Regions from separate parts of the Homo sapiens genome. Here region 1 is linked to region 2. Evidence: chromatin loops called from intact Hi-C (ENCODE). Cell type or tissue: IMR-90. All regions are shown on one strand. Each heading gives the region's core, and the rest is flanking DNA. Links, peaks and the distances in the headings are about the cores only.

What was found. Hi-C counts contacts between places; a loop is a spot of excess contacts. Peaks named below come from ENCODE experiments on the same cell type or tissue, not always from the same donor. Only the 100,000 strongest peaks of a DNase experiment are listed, where the experiment ranks them.
Region 1: a loop joins it to region 2, with 2.4 times the contacts of the local background. A loop is called at or near these places in 3 of 110 quality-filtered maps.

What each region holds. Positions count from the first base shown.
Region 1 is chr11:66,202,884-66,207,284 of GRCh38, forward strand. The region is part of intron 2 of PACS1 (phosphofurin acidic cluster sorting protein 1); the gene reads left to right. Among named protein-coding and RNA genes, the nearest start is that of KLC2, 53 kb to the right of the region's middle. In IMR-90, for the core only: no CTCF peak of the experiment used is centred there; no DNase peak of the experiment used is centred there.
Region 2 is chr11:66,078,808-66,083,208 of GRCh38, forward strand. All of the region lies in intron 1 of PACS1 (phosphofurin acidic cluster sorting protein 1), which reads left to right. Among named protein-coding and RNA genes, the nearest start is that of PACS1, 11 kb to the left of the region's middle. RefSeq lists an enhancer at 1,656-1,705. In IMR-90, for the core only: no CTCF peak of the experiment used is centred there; a DNase peak (open chromatin) is centred at 1,864.

The DNA of each region.
Region 1 (4,401 bases), core at 87-4,086, 120 kb after region 2:
GACAGACCTATCACTTGTATCAGACTGAACGGAGAAAAACTGAAAGCCTTTCCTTTAAGATCTGGAACAAGACAAGGATCATCACTTTCACCACTGTTATTCAGTATAGTACTGGAAGTCCTAACTAGAGCAGTCAGGCAAGAGAAAGAAATAAAGGCATCCAGATTGGAAAGGAAGAAATCAAATTATCCTTGTTTGCAAATGATATGCTCTTCTATGTGGAAAAACCTACACTTCACAAAATAACTATTAGAACTGATAAAATCAGTGAAGTTGCAGGATACAAAATCAACATACAGAAAATAGGTAGCATTTCTATATGTCAACAGTGAACAATCTGAAAAAGAAATCAAGAAAGTAATCCCATTTACAAGAGCTACAAATAAGATACCTAGGAATAAACTTAACCAAAGAAGTGAAATATCTCTATATTAAAAACTGTAAAACATTGATGCAAGAAATCTAAATAGACACACAAAAAATGGAAAGATATTCCATATTCATGGATTGGAAGAATCAATATTGTTAAAATGTCCATACCACCCAAAGCAATCTACAGATTCAATGCAATCCCTATCAAAATACCAATGACATTCTTCACAGAAATAGAAAAAAAAAATCCTAAAATGTATATGGAACCACAGAAGACCCAGAATAGCCAAAGCCATCCTGAGCACAAAGAACAAAATTAGAGAAATCACATTATCTGACTTCAAATTATACTACAGAACTATAGTAACCAAAACAGCATGGTGCTGGCATAAAAACAAACACCTACACCAATGGAAGAGAATAGATAATCTAGCAATAAATCCATACATCTACAGTGAACTAATTTTCAACAAAGGTGCCAAGAACATACACTGGGGAAAGGACAATCTCTTCAATAAATGATGCTGGGAAAACTGGATATCTATATGCAGAGGAATTAAACTAGACTGTTGTCTCTCACTATATACAAAAATCAGATAAAAATTGACTGGAGACTTAACTCTAATACCTGAAACTATGACACTACTAAAAGAAAACATTTTTCCAACTGCTTTGGCCACTAAAATAATAAAAATAAAAGAAAACATTGGGGAAACTCTCCAGGAAATTGATCTGGGCAGAGATTTCTTGTGTAATACCTGGCACTGGCAACCAAAGCAAAAATGGACAAATGGGATCACATCAAGTTAAAAAGCTTCTGGGCCAGGCACGGTGGCTCATGCCTGTAATCCCAGCACTTTGAGAGGCCAACAAGGGATCCCTTGTCCATCTGACAAGGGATTAATAACCAGACTATATAAGGAGCTCAAACAACTCAGGAAAATATCTAATAATCCGATTAAGAAATGGGCAAACGATCTGAATAGACATCTCTCAAAAGAAGACCTACAAGTGGCAAACAGGCATATGAAAGGGTATGTAACATCATTAATTGTCAGAGAAATGCTAATCAAAACTACAATGAGATATCATCTCACCCCAGTTAAAATGGCTTTTATCCAAAAGACAGGCAATAGTGAATCCTGGTGAGGATGTAGAGAAAAGGGAACCCTCGTACACTGTTGGTAGGAATGTAAGTTAGTATAGCGAATATGGAAAATAGTATGGAGTTTCCTCAAAAAACCAAAATAGTCCCATGTAGCACTATTCACAATAGCCAAGATTTGGAAGCACCTAAGTGTCCATCAACAGACAAACTGATAAAGAAAATGTGGTACATATACACAATGGAGTACTATGCAGCCATAAAAAAGAATGAGTTCCTGTCATTTGCAATAACATGGATGGAACTGGAGGACATTATGTTAAATGAAATAAGCCAGGTACAGAAAGACATACTTTGAATGTTCTCACTTACTTCTGGGAGTTAAAAATTAAAGTCATGGAGATAGTCTAATGATGGTTACCACAGGCTCATATGGGCAGTCGGGCAGTGATGATAGTTAATGGATACAAAAACATAGAATGAATAAGACCTGGTATTTGGCCAAGCATGGTGGCTCACGCCTGTAATCCTAGCACTTTGGGAGGCTGAGGTAGGAAGATTCCTTGAGTCCAGTAGTTTGAGACCAGCCTGAGCACCATAGTGAAACCCCATCTCTATTTTTTAAAAACTTTTTTTTTTTTGAAACGGAGTTTCACTCTTGTTGCCTAGGCTGCAGTGCAATGGCGCAATCTCAGCTCACTGCAACCTCCACCTCCCAGGTTCAAGCGATTCTCCTACCTCAGCCTCCCAAGTAGCTGGGATTACAGGTGTGCACCATCATGCCCAGCTAAATTTTGTATTTTTAGTAGAGACTGGGTTTCACCATGTTGCCCAGGCTGGTCTTGAACTCCTGACCTCAGGTGATCTGCCCGCCTCAGCGTCCCAAAGTGCTGGGATTACAGGCATGAGCCACCACGCCCAGCCAAAACAATTATTTTAATTATAAAAATTTTTTTAATGTTTTAAAGATCTGATATTTGATAGTGCAACAGGACGATTACAGTCAATGATAATTTATAGTACATTTAAAAATAACTAAAAGTATAATTGGAATATTTGTAACATAAATAAATGATAAATGCTTGAGGCGATGGATACCCAATATAACCTGATGTGATTATTACATGTTGTATGCCTGTACCAAAATGTCTTATGTACCCCATAAATATATATGCCATGTACCCATAAAAATTATTAGTTAAAAATTGAAATAAAGAATAAATGAAAAATAACAGCTTATTTTCAGACATCCAAGAAACCCCAACAAATTTCCTCAAATATCACTACAATACTCTTAATTTTTTTTTTTTTTTTTTGAGAATGGGATCTCACTATGTTGCCCAGGCAGCTCTTATACTCCTGGGCTCAAGCTATCCTTCCACCTCTGCCTCCTTAAGTGCTGGGATTACAGGCATGAGCCACCACATTCAGCAATAATACTGTTAAATATCTATATGATAAGAATTTTTGGTTTAAATAAGAAGCATTTAAAACAGCAGTAACCTGGCCGGTCACGGTGGTTCATGTCTGTAAATCCCAGCACTTGGGAGGCCAAGGCAGGTGGATCACCTGAGGTCAGGAGTTCAAGACCAGCCTGGGCGACATGGTCAAACCCCATCTCTACTAAAAATACAAAAATTAGCCCGGCATTTTGGCACATGCCTGTAGTGCCAGCCACTGGGGAGGCTGAGGCAGGAGAATCGCTTGAGCCTGGGAGGCGGAGGTTGCAATGAGTTAAGATTGCACCACTGCACTCCAGCCTGTGCAACAGAGTGAGACTCTGTCTCAAAATAATAATAATAAAACACCAGTAACCTAATTTTTAAAATAATATTAATATTGGATATTTTAATGTGCTATGTTACTTTAGTATTAAATATAAATGGTTTTGCTTCTATACTGCAAAAGAAGATATACTGTTATATAGATAAACAAATGATACAAAAGTATATTAAAAATAATTTTGAAATTGGACCCTGGTTGGTAGTGCCCCAGGCACCTGGAAGAAGCAAATACTGGAACCCATGAAAGCTAAACCCCTGGGGAAGGGTAGTAAAGATGAGGACAGTAGTGCACCATGCTTGAAAGGGCTGGGCTGGGCTGGGCCTGGCTGCGATCCCGTGACACACTGCACTCCGCATCCTGCTACCTGCACACGCAGATTACTTCTAGCGAATTTGAAATTCAGATAGTGAATTTGGGATACAAAGTTTTACAGGTATTTAGAGCACATACTTGGGTGGTGAGAGTTCATATAATCATATAATGAGGCTACTGCTGTTGGAAGGTGATGTCCTATAGTGACAATAACTAAGATAAAGGGGACCGAGAGGGCTGGGGTGGAGGAAGTTAACGGATTCCCTACGGTGGTCACGGTAGACCTGGTTGAGAAGATGACATTTACCCAAAGACTTTGAGGGAGGTGAGGGCCATGCAGGTATCTGGAGGAAGAGCCTTCCAGGCAGAGGGAAGACCCAGGACCAGGCCCTCAGGCCTTCATATTCTGTGAATATATGCTCTGAGCTGAGAAATCTTAAAAGAACCCTAAGCACTGATTACTTTTTTCAACTTTTATTTTGGAAAAATCTCAAACGTGCAAAAGTAGACGAAGTAGTTTACAATTCCCTCGAACCCCTTACTAAGCTGCAGTTGTTATCAACTTATGGCCAGTCTCGTTTCGTCTGTGTCCCCACTGTTTCCCTTCACCAGTGTTATTTTGAGGCAATCCGTACATCATAACATTTCACCCACAAATATGTCGATATGTATTTCAAAAATGTAGGCAGTATATTTAAACAAAACCTCGATACCATTATCACACCTTGGCCAGACGCGGTGGCTCATGCCTGTAATACCAGCACTTTGGGAGGCCAAGGGGAGCGGATAACTTGAGATCAGGAGTTCAAGGCCAGCCTGGCCAACAT
Region 2 (4,401 bases), core at 130-4,129:
CCTACCATAGTGTTGGGATTATAGGCGTAAGCCACCGCACCCAGGCTAGGCTGGTTATTGTGCTGAGATATAGGAAGGCGTTTTTTCTTTTCAGCTGTTTTCTTTTCTTTTTCTTTTTGAGACAGAGTCTTGCTCTCTTGCCCAGGCTGGAGTGCAGTGGCGCTATCTTGGCTCACTGCAACCTCTGTCTCCCGGGTTCAAGTGATTCTCCAGCCTCAGCCTCCCAAGTAGCTGGGATTACAGGTGCATACCACCATGCCCGACTAATTTTTGTATTTTTAGTAGAGACAGGCTTTCACCATGATGGCCAGGCTAGTCTTGAACTCCTGACCTCAAGCCCGCGTCAGCAGATTACTGGCGTGAGCCACCGCCCAGCCTCTTTTCAGTTGTTTTTCTGAAACATTGTGTGTGTTTGTGTGTGAGTATGTGCACTTCTGTATCTGTCTGTGAGTTTTCTTTTGTTCCTCTTGGTAGGTGAGACATTCTTTGTAGCAGGTTTTTTTTTTTTTTTTTTAATAGTTTATTGCTGGGAAAAGGTCTGGGTAAAAAAAAAAAAAGTTTAGAACACACTAAGGCTTGGGGCATCAGTCATCATTTACTGATCCCTCCTCACTAACCTTTTCCTGCCTCTTGTTTACAAACACCAAATGGCTTCAGGGTTTAGGGAGCAGCTTTTCCCTTCTGTTTTTCTGTTTTATGGTACCTCTCAAACACATTGCATTGTAATCCCTCCCAACCTCTGCCACCTTAGTCCTTCCCAGAAAGTAACCACTAGTGGCAGTTCAGAGTGATATTTTAAAATGAAAATCAGAACTTGTCACACCCCCTCTATAATCTTCCAGTTCATTCATTCAGCAAAAGCTTATAGACCAGCTGATATGTGCCGCAAGCAAAATCCTTGATCTCATGAAGTCTGCATTCTAGTGGGTGAAGATAAGAGACACCATCCAGTAACTTTCCGTCATACTTAAAAAAGATCCCCTTTTCATGGTTCAGGAGATGCTAAACGATGCAGCCCCTTCCCATGTCTTTGACCTCACCTTTGCGTTCTCCCCTTGTTCCTGCGGTGGGTCACCCTCGCCTTAGGGCTTTTGCACTTGCTGTTCCCTCTACCTGTGATACCCTTTCCCTGGATCCTTGGATCGCTGAGACTAGCTCCTGGGTATCATTCAGCTCTTCACTGACCTGCTACCTTGGAAGGCTGTCCTCACCTGCCCAACCCCTTCTGGGAGTTTATAAAGCTACTTCACACCTACTCGCCATTACTGGAAATAATCTTGTTCCTTTATTTAGTTACTTTATAGATGCTCAATAACTACATTTGTCAAATCAATGACACTGATTTTCCTATAGTGTTTTATAATGTTTATTGAATGACTATCTGTTATGCACAATTCATCCATTCACCAAATATTTACTGAGTGTTTCTGTGTGCCAAGCACTGATCTAGGCTCTGGAGAAGCAGCAGCAGACAGGCTGACAAAGTCCATTCTCTCCCGGGGTGTGCTTTCTGGTGGGGGTGACAGATGAGGAACAATTATATTGTTATATCTGTGATAAATGGTCAGATAGCGAGTAGGGTCACAAAGAATAGTGTGGTGGGGAACTGAGTGTGGGGGGAAAGGCTGTCTTGGTGAGGGAGGGCCTCTGGTAAGGTGACAGTTGCGCTGATGCTCGCTGCAGTGAAGCTGATGACCAGAGCATTTACTGTGTGCCACAAAACTGCCAGAGCCAGGTGCTACGATCCCTTTTCTCAGAAGGGAAAATTGAGGCCCTGTGAGGTGAAGGCATTTTTTTAAGACTACACAGTTTAAAAGTGGGCGGGGCTGGAATTTGTCTCATGACTCATGATTGCCAGACACCAGAGCCGTTTCTGTGTTTAAACTTGGTCCCCCAAGCCCTGTCTGGTTCTCATAGCTGACAAATAATATTTAATGCCTTATTCTTTGCCAGCTGGAATTACAAAACACTGCTCAATTTCCATCATAGACAGCGAGAGGCTGTGTGGTATAGTGGCTGTGAGTGTGGGTTCTGGAGCCAGTCAGGTCAGATTTTACTATTTGAGTGACTCTGGACAAGTTTTTAACCTCTATAATGCTTCAACTTTTCTCATCTGTAAATGGGCATAATAATTGTCCCTGCTGAGTGTGGTGGCTCATACTTATAACCCCAGCAATTTGGGAGGCTGAGGTGGAAGGATTGCTTGAGCCCAGGAGTTCGAGACCAGCCTGGGCAACATAGGGAGACCCCGTCTGTACAAAAAATAGAAAAAAAAATTAGCTGGGCTTGGTGGCACACGCCTGTGGTCCCAGCTACTTGGGAGGCTGAGGCTGGAGGATTGTGTGAGCTCAGGAAGTCAAGAATTCAGTGAGCTGTGTTCGCACTACTGCACTCCAGTCTGAGCGACAGATCAAGACCCTGTCTCAAAAAAAAAGAAAAAAGAAAGAAAGAAAAGAAAAGTCCCTGTCTCACAGGATTATCATCAGAATTAAATAAGGTTAATTTTGTTATTAACACATGTTAATCGTGTGTGTGGCAACATAGAAAGCACTTAATATCAGCTATTACTGTTGCTGTTTTTCTTGTCAACCTAATTTCTCCGTCTTCCCTGCCCCCCCCAACCAAAACAAAACAAACAAAACAAACAAAACAAACATGCTTTCTTTCTAGAATTAGGGTAATATTCAGATTTCCTCGGTGGGACCATCACAAGGTCTTGGGTTCACCTGAGGCACAGATCCTGCCAAACCCCAAGCTTATTAGACTACAAAGTCAAAACAAAATATTTTGGTTCTCTGAAGCAGTGGCTGGGTCGGGATCCTGTTTCTACATCCTGCCAGCTTATATGAACGGAAGAGATGGTACAGGCCCCGCCTGCAAACCACAGCTTTGTTTTGAGCCAGCTTGACTTGACAGCTTCCCTGTTTTACCTGCTGACTTCTTTAGCCCTGGTTTGGCAGCAGAAGAGCAACTGAACCGGTTTACAGCTTGCCATTTGTCACCGGTGAAAACTGAGCAACTCCTAGGAAAATGAGGGTTTAAATGTAGTTAATTTTTTTTTCTCTTGTCTTTTTAAGTTTTCCTTTTTGTGTCTCAAGCCATAGAAAAACTACATTCTACTTTTACAGGAGAAACCTGATAATACATTTGTGGTCTCTCCTGAAACATGTAGATCTTTGGGTGTATGTTAATTTTCACCTTTAATAAGCATCAGGACTTTATTTTTCCATTTTGGTTGGAAATCTACAATTATATTTACTTGTTTCTGGTTCTTCTTTAAGAATGTATAAAACACAGATTAACATTTCCTTGAATCTGGATCTTAATGATGAATGGATTCTCATGGTAAACATCAGGGCTTAATGAAGAGTGTAGACTGGTACATGGGGCACAACTGCTTTCTTTAGTTTTTTGGTTTTGTTTGTTTGTTTGTTTTTGAGACAGTCTTACTCTGTCCCACAGGCTGGAGTGCAGTGGTACAATCATAGCTCACTGCAGCCTCGAATTCCTGGACTCAAGTGATCCTCTAACCTCAGTCTTCCAAGTAAAGGTCCACATCACCATACCCGGCTAATTTTTAAATTATTTATAGAGATGGGGTTTTGCCATGTTGCCCTGGCCTCAAGTGATCCTCTCACCTCAGCTTCGCAAAGTATTGGGATTACAGGTGTGAGCCACTATGTCTGGCCACCTTAAAAAAAAACAAACAAAAAAACACCTCATTTGTTATGAAGATAGATAAAATGTTTGTTTGTAAAATGTTTGCGCATCAGGCCGGGCGCTGTGGCTCACGCCTGTAATCCCAGCACTTTGGGAGGCCGAGGTGGGTGGATTACCTGAGGTCAGGAGTTACCTGGCCAACATGGTGAAACTCCATCTTTACTAAAAATACAAAAAAATTAGCCGGGCGTGTGGCGGTCGCCTGTAATCTCAGCTACTTGGGAGGCTGAGACAGGAGAATCGCTTGAACCCGAGAGGCAGAGGTTGCAGTGAGCCAAGATCATGCCATTGCACTCCAGCCTGGGCAGCAAGAGCAAAACTCTGTTTCAAAAAATATAAAATAAAATGTCTGAGCATCTATGTTCATAGAAATCATGACCTTCACATCTTTGAGGAGTGTCAGTGAAACTATGAATATGATGGTATAATATTTATACTGCAGCAGCTCTCATATCAGCCACCTTTTACATTGTCTTCACAAGCAGGTTTTTGTTTGGTACTTTAAATCACAGGCGATGGAATGGGGCAGTGTAATATGCCTTAAGTCTATTGTTTATGAAATTATGTCCTCAGAGTTAAAATATGTAGAAAGTAGTTGACAGCATTCTGTCATCTCTCCCATGCACTGCTTTTGCTGTGGATGAAAATGAATAAGCAACTCTGGAAACCAAGGTCCTCTGG